Regions from separate parts of the Homo sapiens genome. Here all the other regions are linked to region 1. The links are chromatin loops, found by intact Hi-C in ENCODE. Cell type or tissue: Caco-2. All regions are shown on one strand. Each heading gives the region's core, and the rest is flanking DNA. Links, peaks and the distances in the headings are about the cores only.

Evidence for each region. Peaks named below come from ENCODE experiments on the same cell type or tissue, not always from the same donor. Only the 100,000 strongest peaks of a DNase experiment are listed, where the experiment ranks them.
Region 2: it touches region 1 in a loop (11-fold over the local background); 30 of 110 quality-filtered maps call a loop at or near these places.
Region 3: it touches region 1 in a loop (5-fold over the local background); 15 of 110 quality-filtered maps call a loop at or near these places.

The regions. Positions count from the first base shown.
Region 1 is chrX:106,607,543-106,615,209 of GRCh38, forward strand. It overlaps RADX (RPA1 related single stranded DNA binding protein, X-linked), which reads left to right and starts at 4,436. Exons shown (of 14, transcript NM_018015.6): 1 at 4,436-5,181. The coding sequence starts at 4,539. RefSeq lists enhancers at 4,431-4,620, 4,661-5,000. In Caco-2, for the core only: no CTCF peak of the experiment used is centred there; a DNase peak (open chromatin) is centred at 4,329; H3K4me3 peaks cover 1,819 bases.
Region 2 is chrX:106,477,506-106,485,172 of GRCh38, forward strand. No RefSeq gene overlaps it. Among named protein-coding and RNA genes, the nearest start is that of RADX, 130 kb to the right of the region's middle. RefSeq lists an enhancer at 6,808-7,077. In Caco-2, for the core only: a CTCF peak has its summit at 3,977 (motif pointing right); no DNase peak of the experiment used is centred there.
Region 3 is chrX:106,798,041-106,805,707 of GRCh38, forward strand. TBC1D8B (TBC1 domain family member 8B) reads left to right here and starts at 4,633. Exons shown (of 21, transcript NM_017752.3): 1 at 4,633-4,943. The coding sequence starts at 4,814. In Caco-2, for the core only: no CTCF peak of the experiment used is centred there; a DNase peak (open chromatin) is centred at 4,591; H3K4me3 peaks cover 2,050 bases.

The sequences.
Region 1 (7,667 bases), core at 1,794-6,793:
GTGCTAGACACATCATGACAAATGAGGATGATAAGTGAGTATAAGAAGGACTAAGTTAATCTGTAGAATCCCAGGAGTTTACTGGCAATCCCACTTTCTCTAATAGTCAGAGAAAATAAAGACTTAATAAATTGAAAACAGCAAATCTACATTCTAAAATCCAAGTCTCTTACAGATATATAATATTAAGATTCGGAAGAAAATCTAACATGCTTAGGTCTTTATTAAAAATAGAAGTAGGATTTGGATGGAAGAAAGGAAAAGGGAACAACATCAATCAACCATTCATAGTATGTTTAATATGTGCTCAGGTTGAGCAAAGGCAGGGAACAAATATGAACATTTGCTTGAGATACTAAAGGGCAAAAGGAGTCTAGAACCACTTTAATGGTAAATCTGTGTTAAAGACTTCTGTTTACGTGCTTCAAATATATCAATCAAACCTCATTCGACATCTGATAGAAAGATAACATAGGAGCAACCTTGATTCCGATGAGCTATGGGGTATTATAAGCTATACAGATCTATCCTTGTATATAGCGGCAATTTAGTTAATAAAATCATCAAGAGCAGCCTTAAAAGGGAAAGATGTTGGAAAAGGGCAGCACTGCGCTGGAGGTTGTAGTGCTCTCGTTGCCAGGCAGCCACCCTCAGGCCCTCTCTTGTTACCGTGGTGATGTTTGGAGAGCTTACCTAAATACTCTTTGAGATAGCAGCCGAACTCTCCACATCCTTTTAGCACCAACTAGTCATGCCACTTCTTTTCCTTCCTCCCCCACAACTCCACCCACACTCTCATAATCTTATGAATTTGATGAACCTGTATGTGTACCTCCAATGTCCAAGGCTGGAGAATTATGCTAATTTGCCTATCTAGGCAAATGAATGAAAGGACTGTTAAGTGAATGTGATGATAGAAAAAAACAAGGTTCTTCAAACAAAAAAATTGAAATGTTTGGAAGATAATGCAGGATCTGTCCTACCTAACATCAGGGAAAGCCTTATGCTCTGCCACTTATCACACTGTTATCTTGTTCATGTTCATCCCCCTTTCTAGGCCTGAGTTTCTTCATTTATAATAAAAGATAGTTGAGCTATAGAAGTTGTTTTTAAACATTTTGGCCAAACCTATAGTAAGAAATACAGTTTACATCACAACCCAGTATGCACATATACATACATCAAATCTAACACAAAAATTTTACAAAGCAATTCTTACCCTTACTATGTGTGATGTACCCTGATATTTTCTGTGCTGTTATTTTTACGTATTTTTAATTGCTAGTTGTGACCCAATAAATTGACTTCATAGCCTCATTAATGTTTCACAATCCACAGTCTGAAGAACACAACTGTGGGCATCTAATGGCTCCCTATAGTTCTAGCATTCTATCATTTTATGTTATGTCTTTATCTTCCTTTTAGAATAATAGTAACAATAGCTAGTAATTATTGAGCTCTTACTATGTGCCAGGTATTGTTTTAAGCACTTTGCCCATATGAACTAACTTAATTTTTTCAACAACTATGACTACTTTTATTAGTTCAATTTTAAAGATGAAGAAAATCAATGTGGCTTATAGCTGCACCAAATTTAGTGGACAACCAAAATACATTTCATAATGTATTTAAGGTGTTTTGAATATCTTAGAACATTCCATTTTATAAAATTCTGTTTTGCCTACTTTTACCATTTTAAACCCTGGAAGGCACTGTAATAAACCTTCCAGATCTGAGAGGAGAAAAAGATCAATAACCTTAATAATACTCATTACTGGCTTTGAAGGTCATATCCTTTACTTTTTCTATTATTGTGAAATTGATCCTAAAACAGGTGCTTAGTAACGCCAAATCAGAGAGCATTCATACTTTCACAGGTGTGACCACTACTCAAGTAGGCAAATTAATTCTTGGGGAGCTGCACACTATCAGCAGATTGTCAGTAGAGCAATATAAGTCTCCAAATGTGTGCCCACAGTCACCATACATCGTTGTTAGTAGTAGTGTAAAACTAAACATTAGTGCTATTTCTTCCCAATTCCAGTAATTATCCAAATACTAAGCACCACTGCTAATATCCATCTTTCATGAATTAGCTGGAAGGACACAGAATGTGATGAGACAATACTATTAGTCATAAATTTCACTGAGCATATATAGTTTAGGGGCTGCTGATGGAATAGATTTGAAATATTTCAAACACATTCTCCTTTGATAAACAACAGAGATAGTCGACATTTAATGACCCCTACAGTAAATGCAATACAAATCCATAATTTCATTTATTCATTCAACAAAACTATTGAGTACCTACTATATGCTAGATACTTATTTTGCCACTGGAGATTCTGCAGTTTACATAACAAAGTACCTACACTCAGGCAACTTATTTTATGTTTGGTAAATTTGGATTTTTGTATATTGCATTTGTTTGTTTATGGAAAGCCACACTTGTATATTCCCTTTGGTAGAGAGGCACTGGGAATTATATGTTTTACTTATTTAAAATATTTGAGTGCCTTTTATGCATAGCAGTAGTGAAAGAACAAATCAGTTTCTGCTTTCGAAAAGTTTAAGATCTAGTTAATGCAGATCATAATCGGGTGTTCCAACTTGTAGCGACTTTGCTACCCCAGGGGACATTTGGCAATGTCTGGAGATATTTCTGGTTCTCACAACTGGAGGGGGAGGTGCTACAGGTATCTAATGGGTAGAGGCCAGAGATGCTGCTAAGCATCCTACAGTGCACAAGACAGCCCACAACAAAAAACTTTCTGGCCCAAAGAATCAAGAGTGCCCATGTTGAGAAACTCTGAGTTACGCATACATTAAGTTTTTTTTTTTTAACTGCAAGTATTAGATGATAAGTATCAAATGAGTGATACAAGGTGATACAGAGAAGAGAAAGATTATCCTAGACTGAATTGGTGAGGGGAGGCATCATGAAGGAAGTGGGGTTCAAGACTAAGTGTCATGTCACTCCTTTGCTCATAATAGAAGAAACCCTGCTACCTCTCTGACCTCACCTCCTACCACTCTCCCCCTCGCCCCTCCACTGCGGCTGATTGGCTTATGCATTTCCTTGAAAATATCAAGTATGCTTCTGTCTCATGGAATTTATTCTTCTTGTTTTCTCTGATTCAAGTGCCATTCCCCTAGATATCCACATAGCTCACTTCCTCACTTCCTGCACATCTCTGTTCTGTTCAGTCTCTTACTAGAGAACCTTTCTGTAATCATACTTTTTATAAAATATTAACTCCTGTTCCCTCCACTTTATTTCCCCTTACTATGTTTTTTGGTCTCCCTAGCAAGGCTATACCCTGCCCAGACCAGACACTCAAGAAATCTGTATAGAATGAGTAAATTAGTTAAGTATTAATAACGGCAGGGCTCTTTAGCCCAAGCAATGAGAAGAAACTTGAGGGAAGGACCCTGACTACAGTTATCCCCAGTGGCCTAAAACAGTGCCTACCTCATATAGAGACTTCATAAATAGTGAATAAAGAATGATAAAATAGAGAGCCAAAGGAAATTAGTATAAACAAAATCAGCTCATAACCATCTTAAAAAGTATTCTTAGAACAATTACTCCCTTCTATGTATACTGGATCTAAGTACATCTATTAAATATTTTATCCTTAATTTTTACTATTCTTATCAGCTTTTTCACTTTACATTCGTTCCTGATATATGCCTTGCATTAAACAAACAAACATTAAACAAAGTTTCTGAAATCTCTACCCTAGATGTATATTAGGCCAGGTATTATATTAAAACTAGCTGCATTTTAAGAAGTCTAATCTAAAGGCAGCCCTTTACAAGCCAGTTCTAGTTTTCTATTTTCATTTGCACTTAAACACTAATTCACCCACCCTACACTCAGGGAGCCACTACAGATAATTATGCTAATGCTAATCGCAATAGCAGCTAATGTTTACTGAGGACTTTTTGTGCTAGAGTCTGTCCTGGAGGCTCTGCATAAATTATCTGGTTTTGTTCATACTACAGGAAACCCATGTTATAACATTAACATATGTTAACCAACTCTAAATTACTTTCTGTTCCTGGCCCAAAGCCCAAACCCCCAAATCCCTGAGCTTTGACTCTGCACCCTGATTCTTGCCACTTTCTCTTTTCCCTTGCCTCTAGGCATCCTCCTTTCCAGGGGACCACAAGCGCTCTCCCCCTCCCTCTTTGAGAACCATGACAACCACCGATTCCCCCTCCCCTTCCCCTGTCATCCCTCCCCCAGACGGCAACCCGGCGGGCACAAGGTCGGACGACCTGCTACGTAACTCGCGCGTGTGACTGCCTAGTAACAGTGTCTCGAGTCGGAAGCGCTCGGAGCGAGGGGCGGGGTGGGAGAGCTGGCGCGCGCACGCGTAAAGTCTTTGCAGCCTCGCTACGGGGCGGAGTCTTGCCTGTCAGCAGGGGCAGAGTAGCGATCGTCGCCAAAGCGCGCGGTTTTATTTCTCTCCGCTTTGGACGGGGCAAACTAGCTTTTGGGAGTGAAGCGGGTACGCAGTTATCCAACAATGTCTGGTGAGTCAGGACAGCCTGAGGCTGGTCCCTCACATGCAGGGCTAGATTGGCCGAACCCTGAGAGGAATCGGGCTGGGGTCCCGGGAGGGGTGATCCGAAGAGCTGGTTCCCAAGGGCCCAGGTCCTGGATCCAAAAGGTTCTTGAGCAGATTATGGACTCACCTCGCCAGTGTGTCACCCCCTCGGAGGTGGTGCCTGTAACTGTGCTGGCCGTCCAGAGGTACCTGTTAGAGGATGAGCCACGCGACACGGTGCCCAAGCCTCCCCTTTATTGCTATGATGTGACGATCTCAGATGGGGTGTACCAGGAGAAGTGCTACCTGGACCCCAGCTTGAACTCTCTCGTATATCAAAATATTCTTAAAGTTGGCATTCAAATGAGAATTTCCAGGGTCTCATGTCTTTACAATGAGAAAAGGATAGGCCAGGGGATCCTGTGCATAGATAACGTCCACTGTGGGGAGACTTCAGACAGTATTTCTTTAGAAACTCCCTTCAGAAATAGAGCGCACCAGGAGAAACCAGAGAGGCCTTTAAGAGGCGGGAAGAGTCATTACCTGGCGCTGTGGAATAACGAAGATCCCTATGGAGATATCTGGTTAACAGACAAGCAACCTGAGGAACACAACTTTAGCGGTAAGTGTTTGGAAAGAACGGCAGAGGGTTTTAAAAAAAATAGTTTTCAGGAGCTTGCGTGAACGGGAAAGGAAATGAAAATGCTTTTGTATTGTTAATTACAAGCCAGGAGTGGTAGGTAGACAAGTTTTCTTAAATGACCAAGGGATGCTCAATGAAATTTGCACAGCCAGTGGTTTTTGTTGGTGTTTTTTGTTTGTTTGTTTCTTTGATTGCAAAAGTGGCCAATTCAGGAAGTGTGTTTGACTACATCTTAAAATTCAGTCTGGCAAACGTACTGATGTGGGAGTCAGTATTCCTCATACGTTCGTTACATGTTTGATTGTGGTGGAATTAATCTTAGTTTTATTCCCAATCCAGTTGTGGAAATAGTACGTTGTGTCGGTTGAAGAGCTTATAGATTTGAATTTAGCATAAAGGTTGTAAAAATTTGCGGGTTTGCATGTTTTAATCTTCATTCAAAAAGGATGCTCCGTGATGTATTCCTTAATACTTTACATTGATTGAAACGCCGTGTAACAGTTATGTAAATATCACCTTTTAACGGTGTGATTTTTATGGGAAGGCTTGACATTCTCATTTTCTTGTTTCTTATTACTCACCACAAAGAGTACTGATCTGGGAACTTCAATTTTTCTGTATCAGAAGTAGGAAGTTAGCTTGAAAACACTAGCTTGCCATCAGCAACTGCTCTAAAATACGTTTTTTTTCTCTAACAGATGAAATTAAGGGGAATGATAGTACTGTAGGCATGAACACGTTTGAAATGGGGAAAGAAATAAAATGCAAAAAATAAAATAAGAGAAAGTACTGGAAGGAGAAAGACTATAATTTTCTACATTACTGCTTTTCAGTCCCTTTTACAATGTTGTCACAATGCTAAATCACGGATAATCTTACTGTGACGTGTAAGAGCAACAAACTTGAAAGTAAAAGAATAACTAGCTCAAAAACCATGCAATTATAGTCACATCCAGTTGTAAGGAAAAAAGATGTTATAGAAATGTGTAGGTAAGGATATTTTAAATAACTAAATTTTAAAAAGCAAGATAGCTATTTCAGGGATGAAAAAATGGAGTGATTTTATCTCAAGTGTGAAATAAGGCAGTAGTGCATTACTACTCTAAATGTTGATCACTTTAATTTTTAGAATTGAATATGTAAATGAAAAACTGGTGCCCTACAAGAAAAGTTGAGGGGATTAATACTTTGTAAAATGTATTTTGTCGTAATATCTATTCATTCATTAAAACCATATTTATAATACAAAAGGCAATGTCTGTATGCCAAAATAAAACCCAATCTGTATATTTGAAAGTATATTGTGTTAGAAATATACCACCAAAGTATAGTAAAATGTTAGTGATAAAATCTAGGAAGTGGGCATATTGATGTTCACTGTAAAATTTATTCAGTTTTGCTATATGTTTCAAATTGTTAATAATAAAATATTAGGGAGAAGTGAAAGACCTCTTTCACCTTCCCTAGTGCCTTCACCTTTCTTCTAAAAATCTCAAATTGTCAGCAGTTTGTTGTGTATTTTTTTAAAAAAAAGGAATTAATGTCGCATTGTGTGATTTGCTATTTCCACTGAACACATCTCAGGCATCTTTCATGTACATCTGTACATACAATATTCCATAGCATGGGTGTGCCATAATTTCTATAATCATGCCCATGTGAATAGGTAATTTGTAGTTTTAGGCACTTATTAGTGTTTTAGTATTACATACAATGATAAGCATCATTAGAATGTACACATATTTTTGTTTACTATGTTCAAGCATTGCTGTTGAACGGCTTCCTCTGGCGAAATTGCTGGCTTAAAAGGTATTTAATTTTTTTAATTTTGTGGATATAGACAGATCATCTTCTGAAAAGGTTGTACTAATTTACATTTACCAACATACATATGAGAATGCCCATTTCCCCATATCTTACTATTTTTAAATACATCTTTTGACATTTTTCTAATTAATTTATAGGATTCCTTTGCTAATGGGTATTAAAATTTTGTCTGCTATATACTGCAAATTATTTTCTTTCATTCTGTTCTTTTTCTCTTAACTTTGTTTATGGCACACGTTTGTGCTTTTGAAACTTTTCATTAAAGTTTACCTTGTACACAGTAAAAAAAAAAGGTTTTAAAAATACAGCTTGATAAATTTTCACGTACATATACCTGTGTAACCATCACCCCCCTCCCTTTAAGATATAGAACATTTCTGTATCTTGTTACCCCAAAAGTCTCCCTCATGCCTCCTCCTGGTCAGTACCCTATCTGAAGGGTAACACATATTGTAACCTCAAATATAGCTTTTAAAAATAGAAGTTAGCCTGTGCCACACCCTCCTGCCTAAATCTCTCAGGTGGCTCCCATTGCATTTAGGCAGCAACCCAAACTCTACCGGGGTCTGGAAGGCAGGCCGTACTGCGGAGGATGGCGAACTTTCAGTAAAGAGCCAAACAGTAAATCTTTTTGTCTT
Region 2 (7,667 bases), core at 1,609-6,608, 130 kb before region 1:
AGATTGAGAGATGTCTAGATGGTTGGTGAAGCATTGTTTCTGGTTGTGTCTATGAGGGTGTTTCCAGAAAAGATTGACATGTGAGTCAATGAACTGAGAGAGGAAGACATGCTCTCAATGTGGATGGGCACTAATCTGGGGTTAGACCTAGAACAAAGTATCCAGAAGAAGGGAGATATTCAGCTTGTTTAGTTTTCTTTTTCATGCTCTCTCTCTCTTCTACAGCAGGATGTCCTTTCCCCTCTACTGCCTTTGGATATCAGACTTCAGGTTCTTCGGCCTTTGGACTTTGGGACCTGCACCAGCAGCCTCCTAGAGGCTTTCAGCCCTTCAGCCTCAGATTAAAGTCTTCACTGTCAGCTTCCCTGGTTTTGAGCTTTCAAACTTGGACTGAGCCACACTACTGTATTCTCTAGGACCCAGGCTGGTGGGATCTTTCACACTCCATCTTGTAGAAAACCTATCACAGGACTTTGCCTTTGTGATTGTGTGAGCCAATTTGTTACTGATAAAGCTGGTCCCCCCCAAAATTGGATCTTTTCCTACTAAGTGTTGTGAAGCCAATACGCAAAACCAAAAGAAAGCCTCGAGCAGTGCAGTCTTGTTTGATGGCCATGAAATTGAGAAGCAGGAGTGTGGCTCACAAATCAACTTCTCAGTTCACTCATGAGAGCTGGGAAAACACAGATATAGGATATCTTTAATGAATGGGTTGGGCATTAAAAGCAAGGGGAGGAATATTCATGTCTTTTCCGGTAATGGGCAGAAAACTTCTCAAAACCGGAGTACCACCTTCTGTTTTGTCCTTCTATGGTTTCTTCCAGTTGTTGTCATGAAGACTGTCAATGGTCATGATGTTGGTGGGTGTGTTATTTAGCATGGAAATTAGACTATAATGAACCTAGAGGTTCTTCAGAGGTTGAGCTTCCATCTTGGATCCCACCGTCTTAGCCCATTTGGTCACAAAAGGGAACTTCTGACCTCAGGCATTCTGTGTCTTAAAGATAAGCAGAGTTTAAGGCAAGGTAGAAATTTACCTACACCACGTAGGCATTACGCTGGGTAAGAATTCTCCCTACAATCCCCACCTAAAATTTAATTCAGATGTCAAGACTGATAACATCTTACACAAAGCAAGAAGGTATGATTTATTACTTACATAATAAATGCTTTCAGAGGAGAGAAGGGCAGGCTTCCCACGATGATCTGAAAATGGCTTGAGAAAGTGGAAAAAGAAGACTGACTTCAGGTTTTTGTTGTGGTTAGGGAGAGGGGTCATGATGAGGGTTCCAATTGCACAAGTATGGACTTGCATGGTTTGAACCTCCTGCTAGTGCCCAAGGAGAAATTACCCAGGACTTTTTATCAGTTTGCCCAGATATGGGGTGGAGGGGAAGAAGGGGGGTTGAGGTTTAAAAGCTCTCAGCATTCAAATATTCAAAAATGGAATCAGACTCCTTTGTATCATGCTGCTATAAAGACACATGGCCACGTATGTTTATTGCGGCACTACTCACAATAGCAAAGACTTGGAACCAACCCAAATGTCCAACAATGATAGACTGGATTAAGAAAATGTGGTACATATACACCATGGAATGCTTCGCAGCCATAAAAGGGATGAGTTCATGTCCTTTGTAGGGACATGGATGAAGCTGGAAACCATCATTCTCAGCAAACTATCGCAAGGACAAAAAACCAAACACCGCATGTTCTCACTCATAGGTGGGAACTGAACAATGAGAACACTTGGACCCAGGAAGGGGAACATCACACACTGGGGCCTGTTGTGGGGTGAGGGGAGGGGGGAGGGATAGCATTAGGAGATATACCTAATGTAAATGACGAGTTAATGGGTGCGGCACACCAACATGGCACATGTATACATATGTAACAAACCTGCACGTTGTGCACACGTACCCTAGAACTTAAAGTAATATATATACACACACATATATAAAGAGCCAGTCTGATGTTTTACTCCTTGGTTCCCAGATTCACATACTCTAGATTTGGAGGCCACAGCATCAAATATCAGTTTTTATTTCAGATCCTGGAGGAAAGTGCCCTAGCTGCTCAAAGTGTTGCACCTGAGCTGATACATTAGCTGAGCTGCTTTACCTGAACAATAGAATGAAGACAAACACAAAGGAGATGCTGATGAACATAAATACTACTCCCTGGTGAGCCTGAATGTAGTCTAAGGCCAGTCTATTATTCATTAAAACCTATACAAAAAAGTTTAGACTGATTAGCTGATGTTATAGAGTTTGTGGCATCTCATTGGCTATGGTTGCTAAAGATAATGATTGGTACCTGATCATTGTCTCTGGGGCATGGACACTGATGCCGGGGCATAGAACCAGGAGTAAAAGTACCCCCCAGCTAGGACAGCCCTCTTTATCCAGTGTTCCAACAAGGGATAAAATGGGTGGTATCACCTTCAGTGATTACTGGGAGCCATACATGAGCTAAAAAATCACCACTACCCCCAGTGGAAATGTTCTGTGGCCCCCTCTCTAATACATACAAGCATATAACCTGAAGAGGCTTCTTATACTTGGTTTTGTATTGTTTTGGTAAAATCACATGGGTGACGTCACTGAGTAGACACAGTTTTGATAGCCATACATGGCATAGGCCATTGGTGTGTCAGAAGAATCATGTGGATTAGTACCGGTCACACATAAACAAGATTGCACTGGTCAGAGTGTTTGTACATGCATGAAGGGATCCAAGTTTGATAGCCGTGGCTATGGGAGATTTTCAGCTTTTTAGCATGTGGATGAGAAAGATGGACCTCAATGTGAGTTAGTCAGCTGCGGCTACCACTTCACTCAGATGGACCATGGAGATGTTTGCCAAGCAGTAGTACTGAATCCAGGGGACATAGAACATTGATTGCTTCCCCCATTCCCATACCTTCCAAGGTCTAAAGACCGCATATACTGAGGTTGTTACTTTCCCCCAGGCGATGAGGTTGTTGCTCTCCCTCCATGGCCACACAATCTGTTGGTCCTAATCCAGTAGTCAGTACCTTGTCTATTCACCCATCCATCTCCCACTTGCTCCCAGACCCATCCAGATGTGCCAGGGGTTATGTGGGCTATGGTACAATAGTAGGAATTTCAGTGATATATTATTATCTATTCAATGATCTAGTATCATCTATTGCTGCTTGAGTGAGCCACTGCAGTGGTAAATCCAAGCTTCAGAAATTCTACCAACGGATCATTATCCTTGTGATCTGTGACATCCCATGCCCAATGACAGAAGCTAGGTGATAGCAGGAACAATAGGTTGGAGTCTATCTCACTTTGTTGTCTAAGGTGAAAAAAAGAGGAATGGTTGGAGATTGTCAGTGTAGAATCCCTGATCTAGAAGGCTGGTCTCCTTGTTCTCTGACCCCTTCTCTCTTGACATTCACACAACCATTCAAAGATAAATATTTCTTACAGAGAGAAGCCTCAGATAATAACCATACAGTCTGACTATGATGTGTAGTCCACAATTCTGGCAACATAGCTTGCCTAGAAATATTTTACAGTCAAGGTTTTGAAAATTTACTCCACCTCTTGATGATGCCAGCAGCCTGAGCATGAAAAGGGGCATGGGATGCATGGCGAATGACATCCCCATCAGTGCACTGTTGGGTCTCCTTAAGCTTGAACACTGTGCTTTGGAAGACTGTAAGTGGCAGAAACAGTAGAACTCAGACTCAAGTATTACCATGGTATTCCCAGAATCTGCAACTCACACAGGAATGGCAACTTCATAGCTGGAATAGATTTCTCTTTTTTTTTGAGGTTTCCAACACATTTTATTTTGCAGACCACTGCTTTGTAGCTTTTGAGGACAACATCTGTATCAATTCCTATAAAATGTCCAATCAATTTCAGTTCCGTAGCAGGCTCTTCCAACTGGAATAGATTTCAATGGCTGTTAGATACCAGAAATAGCCACAAGGTGGCAGCAGAGAATGGAAGTAGACCCTCAGGAATGGTCAAGGCTCAAAGTTGTGTCACCTACTGACAGATGACACAGATGGAATTCTTTTAAGCCCATTGGATTATGGTGGAATAGTCACTTGCCCAGTCCTATGATGAATACAGATAGCATTGCTATGCACATGCAATTGGCCACATTGTTTGATTTAGGCTTTTCTGAGTATGGATGCTTTCCTTTGGCATTCACATGGATTACATAAATGTTCTGTCTGGCTGCAGATATAGCTTTCCAGAGTTCCTGGCCCAATAGAGGGGTGCCTTTTATATACCAGTAGTCATTCTCCATGAATTCAAACAGACAGCTGAGCTGTTTTCACTGACACTAACCCAAGTGTCAGTGAAAATACAATATGCCATTTCTCTATGAGTATTATATAGGACAAGGATGGCAGTATTCAAATCAGCCAATTGTGCTGACTGGCCCTCACTGCAGGAGGTCTTCCAGGGCTGTCCTTGGGGCTTAATTACTGCCAATACCCAGTGAGACCATTAGCTTTTACTTCAGCTAAGCCATCAGTAATCCAAGGTCAATCATCCTTGGGGATTTGGAAGTGTGATCACCAGATAGCAAAAGGCTTCCCTTGTGAATGAGCAAGGGGAGGTTCAAAAGCCTCTAAAGGTATGTAACCTTTTTGTATATGGAGGACACAGTTGTGGGACCAGATCTGCCTCTCTCTTAAATATAATATTTCCATTTAATAAAAGAAGACTGTTGGGCCTTTCTGACTTTATTGTAAGCATCTGAATGAACAAACCCAAGATGGAGGTGTCTGGGCAAAATGTTACCTGGCATTCCAGAATAAGGTTCTCATTCTCCACAACTTCCCATTAGAAGGCCAGTTAGTTATTTCCCAAATGGAGTGTGATGGGTGGCCTGGTCAGGGAACTCGACGGGCACATACAGGTGGAAGCAGTCTCTCTTTGGTAGAAGCTCAACACAGCATAGTCATCAGTAGCAGATACTTGTAGTTACAAGGGACCCTTGGGGTTTTACAGGCCCATGTCACTGCCCTAGCCTACCTGTTATTACCATAACCAGTTAAATTTTCTAGATTTTCTGCTCAACACATACATAAGGTGCAACAAACTGTCTGGATGAGGCACATAATGTCTCGAATATCCAAACAGTCAAATTAACTTCTGGGCTCCTTTTTAGGTAGTGGTGAGTCAAAATGCAAGTAACTTTCCCTTTTATATCTTAGAGATTGATATTTGAGCCTTAGCCCACATGGCTCTCAATAATTTGACTTGGGTGGTTGGTCTCTATATTTTATTAGGAGTAATGAGCCACCCCTTGGCTTTCATGCAAGTCAGCAAACAGCCATTACCACTTGTTCTTTACTGGGGCTTACCAGCACAATATCATCAATATATTGGAATCAAGTTATCCAAGAAAGGAAAAAGAACTTATTCCATACATCTGCACGCTCACTGATGGCAAACACCAAGAAAATATAGCTTCTCCAGATATAGCATAGTAATTGTGTGGGAGCTACAGGGACAATGGCTAAATTCAGCTGGCAATAAGCCTCCACCTCCCATTCACCTGTTTCACTAGACACTCAGGGCCATTGTCAAGATATAAAAGCTTTCAACACTCCTACTGTCTTTAAGTCCTTCATTAAGGCCTTGATTACTTTCTCATCTCCTGGAATTCTATATTATTTGTGTAGTGTAATACAGGAGAGAACTGGAAGTCTAGTTGGTGGTTTTGGTGTAATCTTCTCACTATCATCATATTGCAAGATGCTCTTTTTCACAAGTGGGAGAATCCCCCTTCTTAGACTCTATGAGTACTCACAGTAAATGCATGTAAAACAGCAATAGCAATTATACATCAAGCAGTAAGAGTAACAGCAGTAGTGGGAGTCTAAGTGACCACACCCAGATGGTTACAGTTAATCCCCTTTTCTGTTTCACTACATCGCCAAATTCAGCCAATTCACTGGTAGCACTTGTCCCTCAACAGAATCTGATAAGAGAGTTATTTAAGCACTGGTATCCAAACAAGCCACAAAATTTCTCATCTCCTACCTTTACCCCATGCCACATTGTACCCTTGCAGAGGCATATGACCTCTGGGCCCCACTGGGGACAGAAAGACCTTGACCTCACGCTTAGTCCCCCTTCTTCAGATCACGATACATGGGCTTAGGGTCCAGCAGTGGAAATGCTGAAGGAATGATAGCCAGTTGGCTACTATAGGATAATAATGAGGAAGTGAGAAGCCAGTTGACTATCATTCTATGGTAGCCAACTGGCTTCTTGCTTCCTCCTATAAAGACGGAACCCACAAATGGGGTACCCAGACTACCAACATTTCTATCCAGCTAACTAGAAATGGCTTCTTACTTCCTCCTATAAAGAGATATTGATCTCCATGGAGAAATCTGTCCCCACTGAGGCACTTTAAGTTTCAACCGGATAAACAACTGCCTGTTTGTGCCCCTTCTCCCTATGCCTATAGCTCCTATCTGGACCCAGTTGCTTCAGTGCTCAACCCATTAATCTCTTCTTTGAGAAACTCTGTTTTACAGCCAAATCTATATTGACTTATGGCTAGGTTCCTTTGTAGGGGATTTATTCTTTTTCCCACTGTTCTTTATTTTATCTCAGATTACAGAAATTTTGCTTAGATGAGGATGGGTCTGTCTTTCTCTTAGGCATTTTTCAACCTACAATCATAGCCACCTGCACAGGGTCTCGAGGTACTAACAACAAAGTTAGTCATCCACTTTCACTTTAGGGAGGCAGAGAATAAACACTTATCAGGCATTCTCTGGATGAAAGGCTCGTTATCAAAATTAGCATTCTGCCCATGGTACAGTCATTCTGGAGCAGCTACAACCATCATGTTTTGAACAACTTCCTCCTTGGTATTCTCCCCAGGTTCAACATAATATCGTCATTGAAATAGAAATTGAAACCAGCAAAGCCATGGTTTGTGACATGATTCTGCCCTGACTGAAGAGTCTGTATGAATCATATGTGAGAAGGCCTGCTTGCTACCATTCACTCTGTAAAGCATAACCGTTCTTCTTTCAGCACGAGACGCACCAACTGAATCTCTAACAGCACCCCACTCTTTGGACAGAAGTTTTATCAGGTTTCCCTCCTTTGCCTCTTGGGTGCATCTTACTACTCTGCATGGGGTTATATTGCAGTTACAGGAATAGTAATCGTGGTTTTCAAATGGGGGAAAGTTGTGCTTTTCTCTTTGACAGGAATCAGAGGTGTTTCCTTTGTCCCCTACTCTGTAGAAGAGGATGCCTTTTGAATAGTTTATTGTAATCTGACCTCTTACACTCAGTGTCTATTCATCAACTCACCTCATGTTCAAAAAGCAGACCATTTACCTTCCCCTTAATTTACTATTTGGGCAGACACAATCCCTCCTATCTCCCAGGGAGCTTCCTTACATCCCTGAATTGTCCCATAGGTCCCCTGCCTTTTCTCTTTCAAAAAGTCATTGTCTATATTGGCACCTTGCTTCCTATGCCAATCCTTGCAGAAACTCATTCATATAGGATGGCATGGAGTAGCTAGACTCCAAAGGAAATGATTAAGTAAGCAAGCATATCAGTTTGCCACACTCCACAAGTGCCAAAAGAAGACAACAACATTTAATGGCTCAGAGCAAAACAATTTATTATTTACAGC
Region 3 (7,667 bases), core at 1,609-6,608, 190 kb after region 1:
CATTGTAAATATATCATTGGAATGTGTTTAGCAAATGTGTAGATATGTACAACTATTACCACAATCCAGTTTTAAAACACTCCATCACCCCAAAACATTCCCTCATGCCCATTTACAGTTAGTTCCCCCTCCCATTTCCAGCCCCACATCACCACCAATCTGCTGTTTCTATAGATTTGTCTATTGTGGACATTTCATATAAATGGAATCATACATTATAGGCCTTTTGTGACTGGCTTCTTCCCCTTAGCATAATGTTTTCAAGGTTCCTCCATGTTGTAGCATATAACAGTATTTCGTTCATTTTCCTTGCTGAGCAATATTCTATTGTATGGCTATATCGTGTGGCTATCCATTCAACAGTTAATGAACCTTTGGACTATTCTAACTTTTTGGCCATTACGGATAATGCTGCTATGCACATTCACATACAAGTATTTGTGTAGATATATGTTTTAGATTCTCTTGGTTATAAACCAAGGAGAGAAATTCTGTAACACTTGGGAATTTTCTTCCTGCTATTATCATTTGACATTCTTTAGCCTGAGCATCAGACTTTATGCTACACTCTCACATCGTAGTAAAAATATAAGCTGGTGTTTTTTAACAGTGGCAGTAATATTTGTATGTCTATGGAGTCTCCAACTTAAGAAGGGTTTTCACAGTTTATTTGTAAGTTTAATGGAATCCAGGTTGTGTTATCTTATAAATAAGAATATACATGGTTCCCAAGTCAATCAGTAAAAATATATTTAGAGATACAATTGGAATGCTAGGAAGATTCCTTCCCTCACCTACATCTAGTTTCTGTTCACTTATGAAACATTTTATTTAAGTTCTATAATGTCTGGAAAAATGTTATCACGTTAGGCTGTAACAAATTTTCAGTTATTCACCTTGTTCATTGCTTTTGTTTGGAGTTAATTTTTTATATTTTTAAACATTGAACAATATAAAATTTAAACAAATATACTACACGAGACTTAAAAGAAATTCATTATTATGATGGGCACTTTGAGAGATAAACGTTCATTATCCTCTACCGTCAGAGCTAATGTGAAATTCAGTTTGAGAAACACTATCCACTAGTTCTCAACCTTTTTCTACATAAACAGTCTCATGAATGTGGGACACTAATAGGCATACCTAGACATTGATGGTTAAGAGAATAGTATAGATAAATAGGATTTAGCATGGAAGATTAGTGGCAATTTCCCCTTCTAGTTATAATACCAACTGATATCCCACATCTAAACCACGGCCTTAGAAAATTAAATGGTCATGTGCTGTTATAAACATTTTTTTGGGGGGGGACAGCGTCTCTCTGTCACCCAGGCTGGAGTGCAGTGGCACAATCTCGGCTCACTGCAACCTCTGCCTCCCAGGCTCAAGCAATCCTTCCACCTCAGCCTAGTGAGTAGCTGGGACTACAAGCACACACCACTATGTCAGGCTAATTTTTGTACTTTTTGTAGAGACAGGCATGTTCTCTTGGCATGTTCCCCAGACTGGTCTCAAACTCCTGAGCCCAAGAAATCCACCCGCTCTTCAGCCTCCCAAAATGCTGGGATTACAGGCGTGAGCCACCGCATCCAGCCCCTGTTATAAACCTTTTTAAAAAGCAATTCAGTTATCTAAAATTCATTAATAGCCTATTTTTTAAGAAGATATCTATGTGGGTCTTAATGGAAACATGAGTACCCTCAATTTGTTGTAGAGTTTGATTTTCAAATTCTAATTTGCTTTAACTCAGTGCAACTAAAACGTTAATGTGCCTACAAGTTACTTGGGGATCTTGTTAAAATGCACATTTCAATTCAGCAAGTGTAGAAGGAAGTATGAGGTTCATAATTTCTAGCAAGCTCCAGGGTGATGCAAATGTTGATGGTCTGGGGTCCACACTTTAAGTAGCAAAGCTTTAAATGGCTCTCTTCTGGCAGTAGTCCACCTGTTTTGAATCTTACTGCTTCTAAACTAGCTGCAGACTGCAAAAAAAGTATAACCTAAGCTAGTGACATTCCTTTCAAAAAAGCCAGTAAAATCCTGAGTGACAGCCTCAGTCTTTCCATAGCACAGGGTTTGGAATTGCTATTTGGGGTTTCCAAATACCTTTTCTTATAGGTGTTTGAGGCTCTTAGAAGGCTGAGTCAGCTGGAAGACTGACCTTCAGAAAAATGAAGTATTATTTATCTCTACATGGTGTATTATTGGGTCTGTTAATATGTGGCTTGGATAAGTCAGAAAACAAGAATGGAAGCAGACAGATGAGTTGGGAAGCTATATTATCATATGGCGGGAAAGTGTTGTGAGGCTAATCTAAAGCCATAATAGGCAGATGGGATGGACTTTTGAAAAAGAAGTAGAGGAGTGTGTGTGTGTGTGTGTGTGTGTGTGTGTGTCAGAGAGAGAGAGAGAGACTGGCCAACCAATGGACTAACACCAAGTTCTTACTTTCAGTGTCTTGGTAAACAGTGGCCTTTGAACTAGGAAACCTAGTAGGAGAAACATCAACCAGGGGGAATATTGGAAAAATAAGTTTGGCTTTGAACATATTGTATTTGAGGTAACTATGGACCATATGCATAAGCAGTATAGTGTCATGGTTTGTAATCAGACAAATCTAGGTTCAAATTCCAGCTTTGCTGTTTATTTAGCTATACGATCTTAAGCAAGTTACTTCTCTGAGCCTCCTTTCCTTCATTCGTAAAGTAAGCATGTAAAAATGTGCAAGCTTATTAATGAAAATTAAATGACATAATACATATACAGTACCAGTACAGCACCAGTACTGTACCAGCAATGCAGACAGTGTGCAATCCCAGTCCTTCCCCAAGCAATTTATATTGACATTGAATAGAGTGGCACGCTCTATTTTTTTAAGGTGCTTCTAGGAAAATACTTTTATTTGCAAGGGTGCGAAATTAAGTCGTTTATTATTGAGCCAAAAATTTAGATCACATAAGTAATTTAATTAGAAAAAAATGTTTACATAATTGGTGAAATGTTTATTTACTAAAGCAGGAGCTCTCTAAACGCCCTGCTGTAAGCCAAAAGTGGCCCTGATCCTGTAACAGGGAGCATGTGGGTATACCTGGAAGAAATTGCAGAGTAAACAGGTAGAAAAGCCATCCAGTTCTGGATAGCTTTTGCCACACTGTAACCTTTAAGGGTATTGGAAAAGGATGTGGTTTGATGGGGAAGGAAGTAAAAAGGGGAAGGAAAGGTAAAAAGAAAGGAAGATATCTCTCAACGTTTGCTACATTTACTGATCTTTCTCCAGGAAGAGAAGAAGAAATTACCTCCCTTAGTACACATTCAAATTGCGATGGCTTTTCCCAAAGATACATTGCAGTCTGGACTCTGAAAGGATTATCTCTTTCCAAACTGTCCAGATAGCTGCCTTGGGACTACTTACTGCCATTTAGTAGAAGAGAATCCCAGATTGCCCCTTTTCTCATTCACAAGAAAAATCCCTGCTTGGAGCACACGCCTGCCTCACTCGAGATGGCACACATCTTGGAAGGTTACCCCAGAGATGCTCCTCCAGGGCAGAGTTCCTTGGCTTGGCATCTGCGTGTGCCCCACCCCATTTTTTTTTAATCCACATGACTTTGAGGCTCTATTCTCAAAACAGCTTGCCAAGAGCCCTTTGCTTATACATGGCCTCCCAACTCCTTCCTCCCTCTAAACTTTTTTTCACTTTTAATGCACTCTTTAATTCCGGTGGACTTAGTTATTGCAATAAATAAAAACATCTGTCAAATATTTCCTCACAGCGATATCATGCAAATTATTGACCTCATTCACCTTAGTGTTCAAACCGCTGCGCATCATTGCCAAGATACAAAGAGATCAAGTTTGCTTCCAAAGGGATTTTTTTAAGAGTTTAAGAAAAAAAAAAATGCACATAAATTGTTTAGATTCCAAAATAGGAAGCTGGACAAGAGATTTTCTGTGGTTCATTACAGCAGTTTAATAAACAGATAGGGGCGACAGTGAAGGAAAGGAGCGGTGCACGGAGTGAAGAAAACGCGTGGCTTCTGGAAATTTTATATTCTTCCTATATAACCAAAAAGAGCTTAATCTAGGCATGAATTTTGGATTTAGAGAAGGAATCGTATCACTGACTGTGTGACCTTGGATAAGTCGCCTCACCCGACAGTGCTTTCCTTTATTAATGTGCAAAGCGGGGACGAATGTCCACTTCGCAAGACTGCTGTGAGGATTACGTGAGATCGCCTGAGTCTATAGTGAGAGCTCATTAAATGTTAGTTGTTGCTACTGCTACTTCCTGGAATGAACCGATATTCCAAAATTCCAGAAACTTTGTTTTCTACAGTTTAATGCCTTCGGCTGTAAAATGATAAAAAGAAGCAACACCTTTACACCTGGGACTCACTTATTTGAACCAAAAAAATGCTTTAAACTTCAGATAGGCAAAACACACTTAACTGATGGCTGGGACCCGCTTTGAAAGCACCCCCACCCATTCTCACCCCAGTGTATTGTGGGAAGGGTAGTCCCATGTTCCAGTCGCTTGAGCACAGAAAAGCGCGTAGGAAACTACAACTCCCAAGAGGTAAAGAAGCGGGACTATTTCCCAGTCTGGCGGTAGCGCTGTGGGAGGGAATTGGCAATCTCTCTGCCTACGTGGGAGAGAAGGGAGGGTTGGGGGAAGTGTGGAAAACCTGAACCTGAGCTGCTGTCGCCTGAGGAAGATTTGGTGGGAGGAGAAGCAGAGGGGAAGAGACGGGTTGAGAGTGAGGTGAGGAGGGCATCTAGGTCACTGCTCCCGGGGGGCACAAAGTTCGCGATGTGGCTGAAGCCTGAGGAAGTGCTTCTGAAAAATGCGCTGAAGCTGTGGCTGATGGAAAGGTCCAACGACTACTTCGTGCTGCAGCGGCGTCGGGGCTACGGGGAGGAAGGCGGAGGGGGGCTCACAGGTAAGCTGTGGCCACCCTACCTGCCTCTGGGCTGTGTTCGCTGTTACTTAAAAGGTGGTGAGGACAACAGTTACTCGTCGCTACCAGTTTCCCGATCCTAAATCGTGGGCGGAGGGACTGGGGTTCTTCTCCCGACACCACCTTTCCGCCACCACCTCCAAGTCCTGAGAATGTCTCACTGGACGACGAGTTGCTCTTTGGTTGGGACAGGTGAAGGGAGGAGCGCGGTTCTTTCTGAGGCCAAGGAAGAAACGGGTACCTACCTTGTCGCTTCCCATGGGGGGAGGGAGGCTGATGATGAGTGTTAGACCTAGACAGGTCGCATTTAGGCTGGTGACAGGGGCCAGTTCGCAGTTGTGAACTTAACTTTTTTCACAGAACCCATACCGATCATCAGCACCCTGGGGAGATTAAGCGTATGGGGGATGGGATGGAGTGGGTACGCGGGGATGGTGAGGAGAAAGGGAGGCGCCCAATCACATCCTGAGAAATAGACTTCAAAAGAAATATTAGGGAGGAGGGAGAACTGGAGTCAGGAGAGGTGGAGGGGTAGGCTCAGAATTGCTGATCTCTCCCAATTTAGCATCTTTTACTTTGTCTCCAAGTTTTCAATCTTTGGGATCCCCTCTCAAAGGCTATTAACAACGTCGTAATAAATTAATCTCTTGAGTGACTGGTGCTGCCCCTTCATTCAAAGCTGTGATTGTAAGCCAGACGGTAAGAGTTTAACTCTTCCTGTCTAACCCACCCTGACCCCAATTCTTAAAAAGTGTTTTTTGGCCAAATGTTTAAAGTTTCCAGAGAAAGTTATTTTGAGACCACTCATCTTGGGTAGGGATATTTAAAGTTTTGGACGTTGGGAAAGCAAGAGCTCTTTTTCTAATCAATCTCTAATTTGGTATTGTGACCTTGAAGTGGTAGACCAGGCAGCGTGATGTAATGGAAAGAGGGAAGAGTCCCGAAAACCTGCATTTTAGTCCCATCCTACTCTCTTACTTGTTGGATGACATTCCTCAAACTCTTTCATTTACTCAACCTTAAGCACCTACTGTGTGCCACAAGGTTCACAAGATTCAGTTTCTTGGCTTTGCAGTGCTTATAATCTGGATAAGAAGGGTGGGAAGGTCTAAAGGAAAAAGAAAACCACCTAGTAAACTAGGCAAGTTATAATTCATGGAGGAGATGACCTTGCTTTTTCTCTCTTGGAAAATGGTGCCTACCTCACAGAGTTGAGAGGATAAAACGAAAGATAATAGCACCAAATCAATGTATGTCGTCAAGATGGTGATAAACGTATGCTGTTATTTCGTTTTCAAGCCACTCCCGGGGTGCAAAGAATTCTGAGGTTCTACAGGACATTTTTTAAAATTTTGCTAGACCTATTAATCTTATCCAGCTTCTAAAAAGGCCCTCTCGAAAATATGGCAACAAAAATTGCCCTGTTAAATGTGACATTTTGTCATTTTCTAATTTTTAAAAATTACAAATGCTATTTTGCAGAAGAGTCTTTCCATTTAATAGATGCAGATATTTTCGAGATCAAAATTTTAGAATCGATGTTCATAATTACCCAGTGACATAAATTATCCACTTGAGTCCATTGAGAATAGTTCAGGATATATTTAAAATAGATTTCAGGCCGGGCACGGTGGTTTATGCCTGTAATTCCAGCACTTTGGGAGACCGAGGCAGGTGGATTGCTTGAGACCAGGAGTTCAAGACCAGCCTGGACAACATGGCGAAACCCCATCTCTACAAAAAATACTAAAATTAGCCAGCCATGTGGCCCCAGCTACTTGAGAGACTGAAATGGGAGGATGGCTTGAGCCTGGGAGGTCAAGGCTACAGTGAGCCGTAATAGGGCCACTGCACTCCAGCCTGGGCAACAGAGGGAGACTCTGTCTCAAAAAGAAAAAAAAAATTAAAATAGATTTTATAGTCCCGTGTTACAGCCTCAGGAATAGTCTTATAATTTATTTTCGTTCCTCATACTAAAACTGTGTTCCTTTAAGTAGGTAAATCAAATTCTTGAAAATATAATCACTGTAATGTAGTATTGCATGTTTTTTTTAACTTGTTGCAAGTTTCCTTTTTTTTTTTTTTTTTTTTTTGTTTGAGACAGGATCTCTCACTCTGTCACCCAGGCTGGAGGGCAGTGATAGTGATGTGATTATAGCTCACAGCAGCCTGGAACTCCTGGGCTCAAGTGATCTTCCCACCTCAGCCTCCGGAGTAGCTAGGGCTTCAGGTACAAGCCACTAAGCCTGGCTAATTTCTTTTTTTTTTTTTAAGAGACAGGCTGTGTTGCCCAGGCATGATCTTGAACACCTGGCCTTAGGATCCTCCCACTTTGGTCTCCCAAAGGACTGGGATTGGGATTAAAGGAATGAGCCACCTCACCCAGCCTGACATGCTTTCTTCTTAAAGCATGGACCAACTGCACTAGTTTACCTCTATCCTGCCCACTCCATTTACTAGTCCCCATAGTCTAGAATAAGAGAAATTTGTCTGAAGAAATAAACTAAGATTTCTACCACATATATATGTTGTGACTAGTGATATCCACACTTATTTAGTGGTCAGTTTATAACTCTTCATGATTATTTTATCTGTGGTATTGACAAGATGCTTGAAATTACCACATGAGAGCTACCACTGTAATTCCATGTAAATTAAACAAAATGGATAAGAAAGAAACAAAGAGGTGCTTTTAAGGTTCATTTG